Regions from separate parts of the Homo sapiens genome. Here region 2 is linked to region 1. Evidence: read pairs that join two places in POLR2A ChIA-PET (ENCODE). Cell type or tissue: OCI-LY7. All regions are shown on one strand. Each heading gives the region's core, and the rest is flanking DNA. Links, peaks and the distances in the headings are about the cores only.

Region 1 (5,377 bases), core at 238-5,237:
CGTATTTTCATATTTACATATGAATAATGTATAGAACGGATATATGTATACAATAATGTATGTATGTATAGAATGAATGAAAACGATGGATGGATGGACTGATGAATGGATGGATGAAGAGTGATGTGAGGTATTCACATCTGACTCTTCTTGGCACTACCCTACTGTGAGAAGAGCTTCTCTTGAATCTGATGAGAATTGGTGAAAACAAAGGGCAGGCAAAACTGTACTAGCTCCTGGACTCTTTCCCACAGCTAGGGAGCCCTGGAATGTCTCCCCACAGAGCCCACCCATGGCCCATCCATTCTCTACAGAGCCTTGGGGTTTGTTTCTCCACAGTAGTTCAGCCCTCCTCGCTGATCAGAGCAGAAAACCAAGGTTCAGAAAAGAGACCTGATAAGCTTGTAAACACACAGTTCATTTGTAGGAGAGATAATTATACTCAACAGTCATTAACTTTAGCCACCCCTAAGTCACTTTGAGTTGACCTCCATGTATTTGGCTGTCACTCTGTGGATGGCCTCATCCAGGCTCGTGAGGATCAAGGCAACATTACGAGGCTCACCATTTTAGTCTACATCTCATCCCACCACTTATCAGACTATGCCTGGTGGCAGAAGCCTGTGGGGTCGGGGTGTGGAGAGGCTTGCCAGGGCTTGCTCATCATCAGCCGGTTATTGGGAATCCGCTGGTGGAAGTGTCAATCCAGAAGGGAAAGCTGAGTGGAGAATGGACCCTGAGTCAGCAACATGGAGCGCAGGGTCTGGACTTGGAGTAGACCTTAGAGATAACCCACCCCCTATTTCCTCTCAGAACCAAAGGAGTTATACATGGGGGACTTTGGAACGGAGAAGTGGGTCAACGTTGACAACGAAGAGTAAGGACAGCGAAGATGTGAAAATGAGGAGCTAGGTCAAGAAGCAGCGTGTTCATGGGCCAAACCTTTCACTTGGGCCCTGAGCAATGCCTCTCTGGGTCATGGGGACATCTTAGAAAACTTATCAGGCTAGAGAAATTGCACCTTCTTTCCTAGTACCCTTTGTCACTACCACATCCAGCAGTGGCTGCTCTTTTATCCCTTCCTTTAATCTTCTCCTCATCCTCTAAGCAAACCCTGCTCTTCAGAGAGTAACGGTGTCAATGATGTATGTCTTAGCACGACTGGACCCTCCCAAACTCTAATTGATGGGTAGTGTCTGTCTAGAGAGCCCTGTGTTGAGAGTTCTGAGGCACGCAGTGGGCTGAGTGGGACACTCTATTCCGACCAATTTATGGTGTCAATCACGGGTAGGGGAAGGATCAGTGAAGGGATGTATGGCCAGGTATTTATCATGCCTGGCAGAGTGAATGTATTTAAGTTCATTGTTACTTACGCCAAGATTATTTGCAATTTCAACCTTATTTCTTTTTCTTTTTCTTTTTTTTTTGAGACAAGGTCTCACTCTGTCATCCAGGCTAGAGTGCAGTGGCATGATTTTGGTTCACTGCAACCTTTGCCTCCCAGGATCAAGCAATCCTCCCACCTCAAGTAGCTGGGACCACAGGCTACACCCAGCTGATTTTTGTACTTTTTTTTTTTTTTTGGTAGAGACAGGGCTTTGCCATGTTGCCCACGGTGGTCTCGACCTCCTGGGCTCAAGTCATCCACCTGCCTCAGCCTCCCAAAGTGTTGAGATTATAGGTGTGAGCCACTGTGCCTGGCCTCAATCTTATTTCTAATTTGGCATAAATGGCTTTTGTCTTCTGGAAAAGAATTTCAGATGTCAACAACAGATGAAAAATATATTTCATGGACTCAGTAGCTTCTGCAATCATATCACTAAGGAAACAAATACTTTTAAAAAGATCTACAAGCATCCTTAAGTGTTTTTGAATACATATCTTATCACAAGAGCTCTAAAGAATTTATCATTTTTTCACGTAAGAAAATCAAGCTTTAAAAAAATTAACTTTTCCCCCATACCGCTAGTATCAGCAGAGCTCAAATTTCACTTCAGTTCTGGCAATTTGCAGGGCCCAGGATTTTTTATTACACCAGTAAATAAGTTCCTCTTTTGTCTTTGCTTAAAGCAGTCCTGGGGATGAGGGTAGAGGGAAGGAATGGCTACACAGAGACAGAAGACATCCCTGCCCAAGAACACACTCACATCCCAAGACTCAGGAAACTTTAAATCCATATATGAACGAGAGAAGGTGAACCTAACTGGAACTGTATCCACAGCTCTTGTTTATATAATGAAGAAATACATAATTAGAGTTGGGAGTGATTAATCAAGGATAACTTCCTGGAGGGAATAATTTCAGATTAGAGTTTTGAAAGATGCCAGGAGGGAGAGGATTCTGAGAATAGAAAAATGAGAATCTCATTCATAATTTCATTAGTTCTAGCTTTTCAGATGGGCCATGTATGCAAATGTGTTTGAATGTGAGAAGCTGTATAAAGAAATCACCTTTTATTTCTTTGGAAATTTCTGTTATGTTCTGTTTAAATGGCTGAAACTCTAGGGGGGCCTGCTAAGATTATTAAAAAGAAATTGGTCATTAAATTTAAACTGTCTAGTAGATGAATTTAAAAAGCCAGCTGTCAGAAAACCCCCTCACTTAAAAATAAGGGGCATCATGGAGTTATCACAGAGGAATTATGAATAATATGGCTGCGGTCCCTCTACTTTCTGTCTTTTTGGTTTTTACCCCAATGAAGAGAAAAGGAAATTAGGGAACTGAGAGTATGAAAGAATAAACATGGCTGATGTAATTACATAATCTGCGTCAAGAGACCTTCTTTTTCTGTCTCACAGGTGTGTCTCTCGTTACTAGCTGGGGAGGTAAGGAGGGCAAGTTGGGGAGGTGGTACAGTTGAGTGACCCTTTGATTTAAAAAAATCTAAATTGCAATGTCTGTGTAGATTGTCTTCATCATCTAGTGGTCCACCATGAAGTGCAAAGAGTCCTGAGAGGATGACCCCTGACCCTTGACCCCTGTCCTCAATGCCCACCATGGCATCAAACCCACAGTGTTCCTTTCCCCTACTAAATGTACACCAAAACACCATGGCTTTTTCTTTTTTTTTTCTGAGACGGAGTCTCGCTTTGTCACCCAGGCTGGAGTGCAGTGGCGCGATCTCAGCTCACTGCAACCTCTGCCTCCCAGGGTCAAGCAATTCTCATGCCTCAGCCTATAGAGCAGCTGGGATTACAGGTGCTCGCCACCACGCCTGGCTAATTTTTGTATTTTTCATAAAGACTGGGTTTCACCATGTTGCCCAGGTTGGTCTCGAACTCCTGGCCTGAAGTGATCCACCTGCCTTGGCCTCCCAAAGTGCTGGGATTACAGACGTGAGCCACCAGGCCCGGCATGAGCCACTGCGCCTGGCCATGGATGTTAAAACAGCCTTCTATTGAGGAGTTTAGAAAAGTATTCTAGCTAGATGGAGTTGGGGGCTGTTTGGGATGGCTGTGCTTCAAGCCTTCCTTCTGGGAAATGTCCTTCCCCCACATCTGCTGATTACTGTGGGCACATGACTCCACTTGACCGACCAGAATACCCCATCCTCCTGGATATAGAACACTGGGGCATGTGACCTCAGCAGAATCCTCTTCAGGGACTGATATGGACTGAATGATGTGGTGGGGAGAGAAGGTTCTCTCTTTTCTCTTTAAGGATAGTATAAGCCAGGGACAATTGGTGATCATCTTTGGGTCATATGGACAAAATCTGAGTGAAGCCAATGGACCCAGGTACCTATAGAACTAAGAGGTGACAAAAAATTAATAGTCCTTATAATTTGAAATCCTAGACTCAGCCAGGCCTGAAGTTAGATCACCTCTAGACCTCTTGGTTATATAAGTCAATACATTTCATTTATCACTTCAGCTGGTTTTAGTCTCTACCCCTTACATCTAAAAGACTAGTGGCTAATATAGAGGGAAGCAGACACAGGTAGAGATAAAGGGTTGTGCCTCTTTTAGATAATTTTCTCCTTTGTACCTTTTACAAAGGGCTGGATCTTACTGCTTATGCTTTCGGAGGGCATCCCTCATAGACATTCCTTTCTTCCTATCTTCTCTCTCATTTTTATTCTCCTTTTAACCTCTTCTCCTTCTGCTTCCCCATCCAATCCCCCTTTCTCTTGGAATCTACCACCTTCCTTGGAGAAATAGTCAAATTTCAGTCTCCCTAAGTTTTTTCTTGTATATGGTAAGTTTCACATTCTCAAGCTCCATGGGGTATCAGTGGCTTGACTCATGTACTCAGTACTGCTGCTCTGCAGCCAGAAGGGGAGAGTTCTGGTGTTAGGGTCCATTGGCTCCCACAGGAAAGGAGGCAGTTTAAGCTTAAGTCCTGAGGATAAGGGAAGGAAGTATAAGGAGAGCAGCATGTCACTCCGGGCCATGGGTGCCTTACTCTCTGTAACCAAACACAGGTCATGAATTCAAGGACTAATTGTCATAAAAACATTTATCTGGTCTAAATAAGAAATTCATATTCCTCTGTTATCATAAATTTGACACTTTGAGAGCACTAATCTTGACTCATTTCGTGAAGAAAGCATTTTTCCTTTCTGAGTTGTCTCTCTAGTGGATATTCATCTCTAAATTGCCAGATAATAAACAGCTCCGGACCTAGACACTTCTTCCTAACCACTTGTTTCCCTGCCTTATGTTGCTGGTGTAGGGTAAAGGTGAGAGGATGGATTAGTAAGCAAAGTTTCAGTTGCTGTATCACTATATTAAAAATATATCTAAGATCTCATTTGGGAGTGTGAGGATTGAAACAGTCAAGAAAACTTGCTCGAGATAGCTTTTGACAGCAAGCTGACCAATGCTTAAAAATCAGGGCTGGATGCGGTGGTTCACACCTGTAATCCCAACACTTTGGGAGGCTGAGGCAGGAGGATTGCTTGAGGCCAGGAGTTTGAGGCCAGCCTTGGCAACATAGTGAGACCCCATCTCCACAAAAAATTTAAAAATTCAGTGAATGTAGGGGCAGGTGCCTGTAGTTCCAGCTACTCTGGAGGCAGAGGCAGGAGGCTCACTTTAGCCCAGGAGTTGGAGGCTACAGTGAGCTATGATCATCACACTGTACTCCAGTCTGGGCAGCAAAGCAAGACCCCATCTCTTAAAGAAAAAATCAGAACTTAAAACAACCTTACATGTGCTTAGGAAGGTTTTTGACTCCAAGAAAAAATTCAGGAAGAATTTAGAAGGGTCTATTTCTATTTAAGAAATCCAAAGGTAGTTTGAAAAGTGACTGAGAATAATTAAAAGATAGGGGGAAAGGAATAAAATTATTTCTAGGTATTCACACTTAACTATTATCTGTATATTAGTTAACATTCATATAGCTGGTAACTATGTGCCAGGTACTGTTCTAAGTA
Region 2 (5,377 bases), core at 205-5,204, 64 kb after region 1:
CCACCTTAGGATCCTATTTAAAATTGCACCTGGCCAAGTGCGGTGGCTCATGCCTGTAATCCCAGCACCTTGGGAGGCCGAGGTGGGTGGACCATCTGAGGTCAGGAGTTCGAGACCAGCCTGGCCAACATGATGAAACCCCATCTCCACTAAAAACACAAAAAGTAGCTGGGCATGGTGGCGGGTGCCTGTAGTCCCAGCTACTCGGGAGGCTGAGGCAGGAGAATCGCTTGAACCCGGTAGGTGGAGGTTGCAGTGAGCTGAGATTGCGTCACTGCACTCCAGCCTGTGCGACAGACCAAGACACTGTCTCAATAAATAAATAAATAAATAATAACTGTCTCAATGAATGAATGAATGAATGAATAAAAATAAAATTGCACCTACTCCCCCATTACTCCCAATCTCCTGTACTGTGTTCTGTTCTGTTTTGCAGAGCACTTTACCACATTCTAATATACTATTATTATGCTTATTATTTGTCTTTCTCCCTTCAATAGAATGAAAGCTTCCCAAGGGCAAGGACTTTTGTAAGTTTTGTGCACTGATATATCCACAGTGAATAAATCCTTAAAATTGTAACTTTGGTAGAGAGTGCCAGATTTGATATAGAAAGTGTCAAGTTTGCACTCATCTCAACAATATAGAATAGTGTCTCCCTCCACAGCCAATGTGTTAGGGAAGAAATATTATCTCTGTGGTTTAATTTGCATTTTCCTTATTATGAGTTAGAACATCTTTTAATCTGCTTAAGGGTCATTTTTTTTTTTTTTTGAGACGGAGTCTTGCTCTGTTGCCCAGGCTGGAGTGCAGTGGCGTGATCTTGGCTCACTGCAACCTCCGTCTCCAGGGTTCAAGCAATTCTCTGCCTCAGCCTCCTGAGTAGCTGGGATTACAGGTGCCTGCCACCACGCCTGGCTAATTTTATTTATTTTTATTTTATATTTTTTAGTGAGAGTCTCACTCTGTTACCCAGGCTGGAGTGCAGTGACACTATCATAGCTTACAGCAGCTTCAAACTCTTGGGCTCAAGTGATCCTCCCACCTCACCCTCTCAAGTAGCTAGGACTACAGGCATGTGCAGCCATCCCTAGCTAATTTTTACATTTTTTTGTAGAAAGGAGGTCTCCCTATGTTTCCCAGGCTGATCTCAAACACCTGGCCTCAAGCAATCCTCCCACCTTGGCCTTCCAAAGTGCTGGGATTATGGTTTGTTTTATTTATTTGTTTGTTTGTCTGTTTAAGTATGACCAGGCTGGAGTGTAGTAGCGTGATCTTGGCTCACAGCAACCTCTGCCTCCCGGATTCAAGTGATTCTCCTGTCTCAGTCTCCCGAGAAGCTGGGATTACAGGCACCCACCACCATGCCTGGCTAATTTTTGTATTTTTAGTAGATATGAAGTTTCACCATGTTGGCCAGGCTGGTCTTGAACTCCCAACCTTAGGTGATCCACCCACCTTGGCCTCCCAAAGTGCTGAGATTACAGGTGTGAGCCACCGTGCCTGATCTCATGCCTGTTTTCTATTTGATTATTAGTCTTTTCATTGTTGGTTTCAAGGAGCTCTTTATATATTCGAGATTAGCCCTTTGGCTGTGATATGAGATAGATCGTATGTGTGTGTATTTATATTTCTATCTCCTAGTTTTTCATTTGTTTTTAGACTTTTACTTGTAATTTTAGTCCTCATTAAGTGTAATGGTCCCAGAAGATGTAGATACTGCCTTTGTTTCTTTTAGTTCTCCATGTAAAGTGAAATGTCTTTTAGTTGGTATTGCTTCCTTAGTAATAGAGGTAAAGATGGAGCTGGTATGTTGAGGAGCCTTACAGCTGACCATCATCAGACACCCATAGATTCTGTTTATGTTTCCACAGAGGGTAGCTGTTTCTGACCCTTTTGTTATTTTCCTTGAGCAAAAGTTGTGGGATCTTAGTGAAATTATAACCACAGTCTCATCCAAGGACACCCTCTGCTCAAGGAGAACCATTAGAACTTTCTTCTGCTTTATTTGAATTTTAAGGGGAAAAATTGTTCTTTTATCTGCTTAAGAAACTATAAATTAAGAGGGCAAACCAGCAGAATTACTAGATAAGGGAACATACAATTTAGAAATTTTAAGTTCTAAAATCATATTGTACCTTCTGCCTCTGTGTAGATATACAGATATCCTGGGAGAAAGGACTGGTTTATCTCATTGAAGCTAATGACATGTCGGTTAGGGGATTTTAGGCTATTTGTGGGATTTCTCCCCCTAGGTTTCCCCATAATAAGTGAAAGCGTAATCTAGTCTCTCAGAATAATGATATACATTTGTTCAACAATGCTTGGCGAGTTGGGAGCAGCAGGAGTGGGAAAGCTAAAAATTTACATGGTCCGGAGCTTGAGATTGGCAAGACAGAACAGTGGAAGACCTGGAGGGGGCTGAGGGGACTCAAAGATACCCTGTGGAGCATCATTGAGGGATTTCAGGTGAGGCCAGGTGAGGCTGGTGACTGCTCAGAGATAGAGCAAGGATTGGAATTTCTCAATGAGGACAAAGACAATAGAAAGTAGGTGTCAGTGAGCGTAAGACATTGGAAGTCTAAGTGATTGCAAAGTATGAGAACTTGTAGGTGGAGCAGCTTGCAGAAATGGGAGGTCCAAATATGGATTACGGAAGAAAATTGGGATGAAAGTCACAGTTCTTTCTATCTCTAGGTGTTGGCTGCTGCTTTTGGCTAGGAAGGAATAATAGAGGTGAGCTGGGTCTCAAAATAGCTCAATAAAGGTTCCTTCCTCTCTGCCGTTTTAAAAATACCAAGCAGCCTCATTTTAATTTGCATATCCTCTGGCTAGAGGAAGTACTTTAATCAGTACTTCTAATTGTGGAAAAGAAGAGAACATGCCACCACCCGCCCACACATGCACACAGAGGATCTGATAATGAAGAATAGTGTTCTCCCACACTAGGACCAAAGCTGCTGGTTTCTCCGTTGCCCTAAGAATCCAGATTGTAGGGCAAAACTCAAGTCTTGCTCCCATTGTAAAAAGAAGCTCTTTTTTCTTTGTTTTTTCAAGACAGGGTATTGCTCTGTTGCCCAGGCTGGAGTGCAGTGGCACAATCATGGCTCACCCAGCCTCAAACTTCCAGGCTTCAATCCACCCACCTCAGCCTCCTGAGTAGCTGGGGCTACAGGTGTACGCCAGCATACCTGGCTAATTTTTTTAAATTTATTTTTTGTAGAGGTGGAGTCTCACTATGTTGCCCAGGCTGGTCTTGAACTCTTGGGTTCAAATGGTCCCCCTCCCTACCCTGGCCTCAGCCTCCCAAAGTGTTGGGATTACAGGTGTGACCCACTACATCTGGCAAAAGAGGTTCTTGTTTTTCTGTTTCTTATTTTCCTTTTTGGGAGGGGTGGGGGGAATATGCTCTTGACAGTATATCTCTGAAGGAATTTGACACGATTACCTTCATTATTCTGAGAGCCATCATGCATATGGGATTGTATAAGGGCAGTTACCTAACTGAGGCCTTCTGCTTTTCCTTGAGTCATCACTCTGTATTCTCACTACAAGACTATCTTCCCGACTTTACCATTTATTTTTTCCATTTGCTGAATGGTTCCCATGGCCTTGGTGTTCTTGAGAATGTTAGGAGACCTGGAGCAGATAAGTTGTCCTCTGAGCTGCTGTGTGGGGATTCTTGGGGGATCACTGGCTCAGAAGTTCTTCTCCAAGGTAGTTTGGCCTGGTCATTCTATGTTTTCATTTTGGATTAGCTTCTTGAATTGCCCCACAGATCCAATGCAGAAAGTATCTCTTCAGCTAGGAATACTATAGGGTAAAATGAAATCTAAGACATGGCCTTCCGAGGCATCTATACTGTGTCTAGGAAGCTCAGACAAATACATAATGGTGAACAATAAAATACAGTGTCTAAGAGGCATTACTGCATAAAGGAATAAGACTGATTCTAAAAAATCACCCAACTAAAGGGGTTTTATACCTTTGTTTGGAGTTCAAACTCATGTAAAAGGCTTGGAATTGGATGCTGCAGAGGGATGTTATTGCTAGTGTTGGGAGAAGAGAGGACAGCACTGAGGAAGGCTTCCTGGAAGATGAAGACTTGAACTTGATGACAGAGGAGAGTAGGAATTGGATGGAGGGATCAGAGTGCGTGCAGAGGGCATCTCCTCACGAGAGTGTGGTGTTTGCAAAAGCACAGTGGGAGAAAGGTGCCCTCCCTTTCTGAAGGACATCAAGGAGATCAGTATGTTTGAGAAAGAGTTTGTGGAAGAGCCTCATGGGAGACGAAATGCACAGGCAGCTCCAGATTGCCTAGATCCATGACATTGGTAGGGGACAGGGCAGAGACAGGGCAGCGTCACTTGGAAGGATCAGGCTCAGAGGTTCATGGTGTGGTTTCTCCAGTAATGTTCTTCAGAGGATGTAGCACCTTGGGAAAACTCTCCTTCATTCCTCTGAGATTCATAACTTTAGACCAGAAACTTGCTTATAGCTTCAAGCAGTCCCTTGCTTATTAATTTTGAAACATTTTATCTTGTACTACTACTTTTTGCTCTTCCTAAGCAGGGCAGGGTTGCCTTGAGCTAAACCCAGGATGCTTTGAAAACAACATAAAACACCTTGCAAATGGCAATTTGTCCCCTCTATCCTGAGTCAAGGAGTAACCAAAGGGATATGTTTGAGGCACAGAGAGTATGATCTGTGGGTCACACCATGGTAGGCCTAAACTCTAGTTGATTATCCCATTGCAAAACTTCCATGCCTCTAGTAATTAAATGTGCAAATGATAACAACCTTTTTTTTTTTTTCTGCCAGGGGAATTGATCCCTATGACAAACCAAATACCATCTACATTGAACGACATGAACCCTCTGGCTACTCCACTGTCTTCCGAAGTACAGATTTCTTCCAGTCCCGGGAAAACCAGGAAGTGATCCTTGAGGAAGTGAGAGATTTTCAGCTTCGGGACAAGTACATGTTTGCTACAAAGGTGGTGGTAAGTTGAATGTACTAAAGAATAAACTACTTTTGAGTTTCCTTTGTGAAGTTTGGCATTCTGTGATTAAACAGGTGAGTTTGCATACACAGGAATTGGAAGGATGTGCTTGGGACAGATTGACTGAAGGGATCTCAACATTGACAACATTGACGAACATTCCGAAAGGGCTTGGCAGGTGCTAGGAAGTCAGAGGAGTGGAGAGGCCTAGGACAAACACTCAAAGTGGCTCTAGGCTCTAGGAATTTGGTTGTTTCCTGGTAGCCAAGCATCCTTGACAAAGACGTATTTCTTTGAAATCCCAATGAAAAGAACAAAGAATGGAGAGGGGAGGGTGGCTCAGTGGCTTCTTTCCTTTAATCCCACTGCCTGATT

The links. Peaks named below come from ENCODE experiments on the same cell type or tissue, not always from the same donor. Only the 100,000 strongest peaks of a DNase experiment are listed, where the experiment ranks them.
Region 2: POLR2A ChIA-PET joins it to region 1 with 11 read pairs; 9 of 35 experiments call an interaction of 5 or more read pairs at or near these places.

Annotation. Positions count from the first base shown.
Region 1 is chr11:121,427,716-121,433,092 of GRCh38, forward strand. No RefSeq gene overlaps it. Among named protein-coding and RNA genes, the nearest start is that of SORL1, 22 kb to the right of the region's middle. RefSeq lists enhancers at 2,576-2,705, 2,776-2,845. In OCI-LY7, for the core only: no CTCF peak of the experiment used is centred there; DNase peaks (open chromatin) are centred at 2,046, 2,746, 3,076, 4,426 and 1 weaker place; H3K4me3 peaks cover 3,674 bases; H3K27ac peaks cover 5,000 bases.
Region 2 is chr11:121,492,048-121,497,424 of GRCh38, forward strand. It overlaps SORL1 (sortilin related receptor 1), which reads left to right. Exons shown (of 48, transcript NM_003105.6): 6 at 4,822-5,002. Among named protein-coding and RNA genes, the nearest start is that of SORL1-AS1, 42 kb to the left of the region's middle. In OCI-LY7, for the core only: no CTCF peak of the experiment used is centred there; a DNase peak (open chromatin) is centred at 2,824; H3K4me3 peaks cover 1,649 bases; H3K27ac peaks cover 4,054 bases.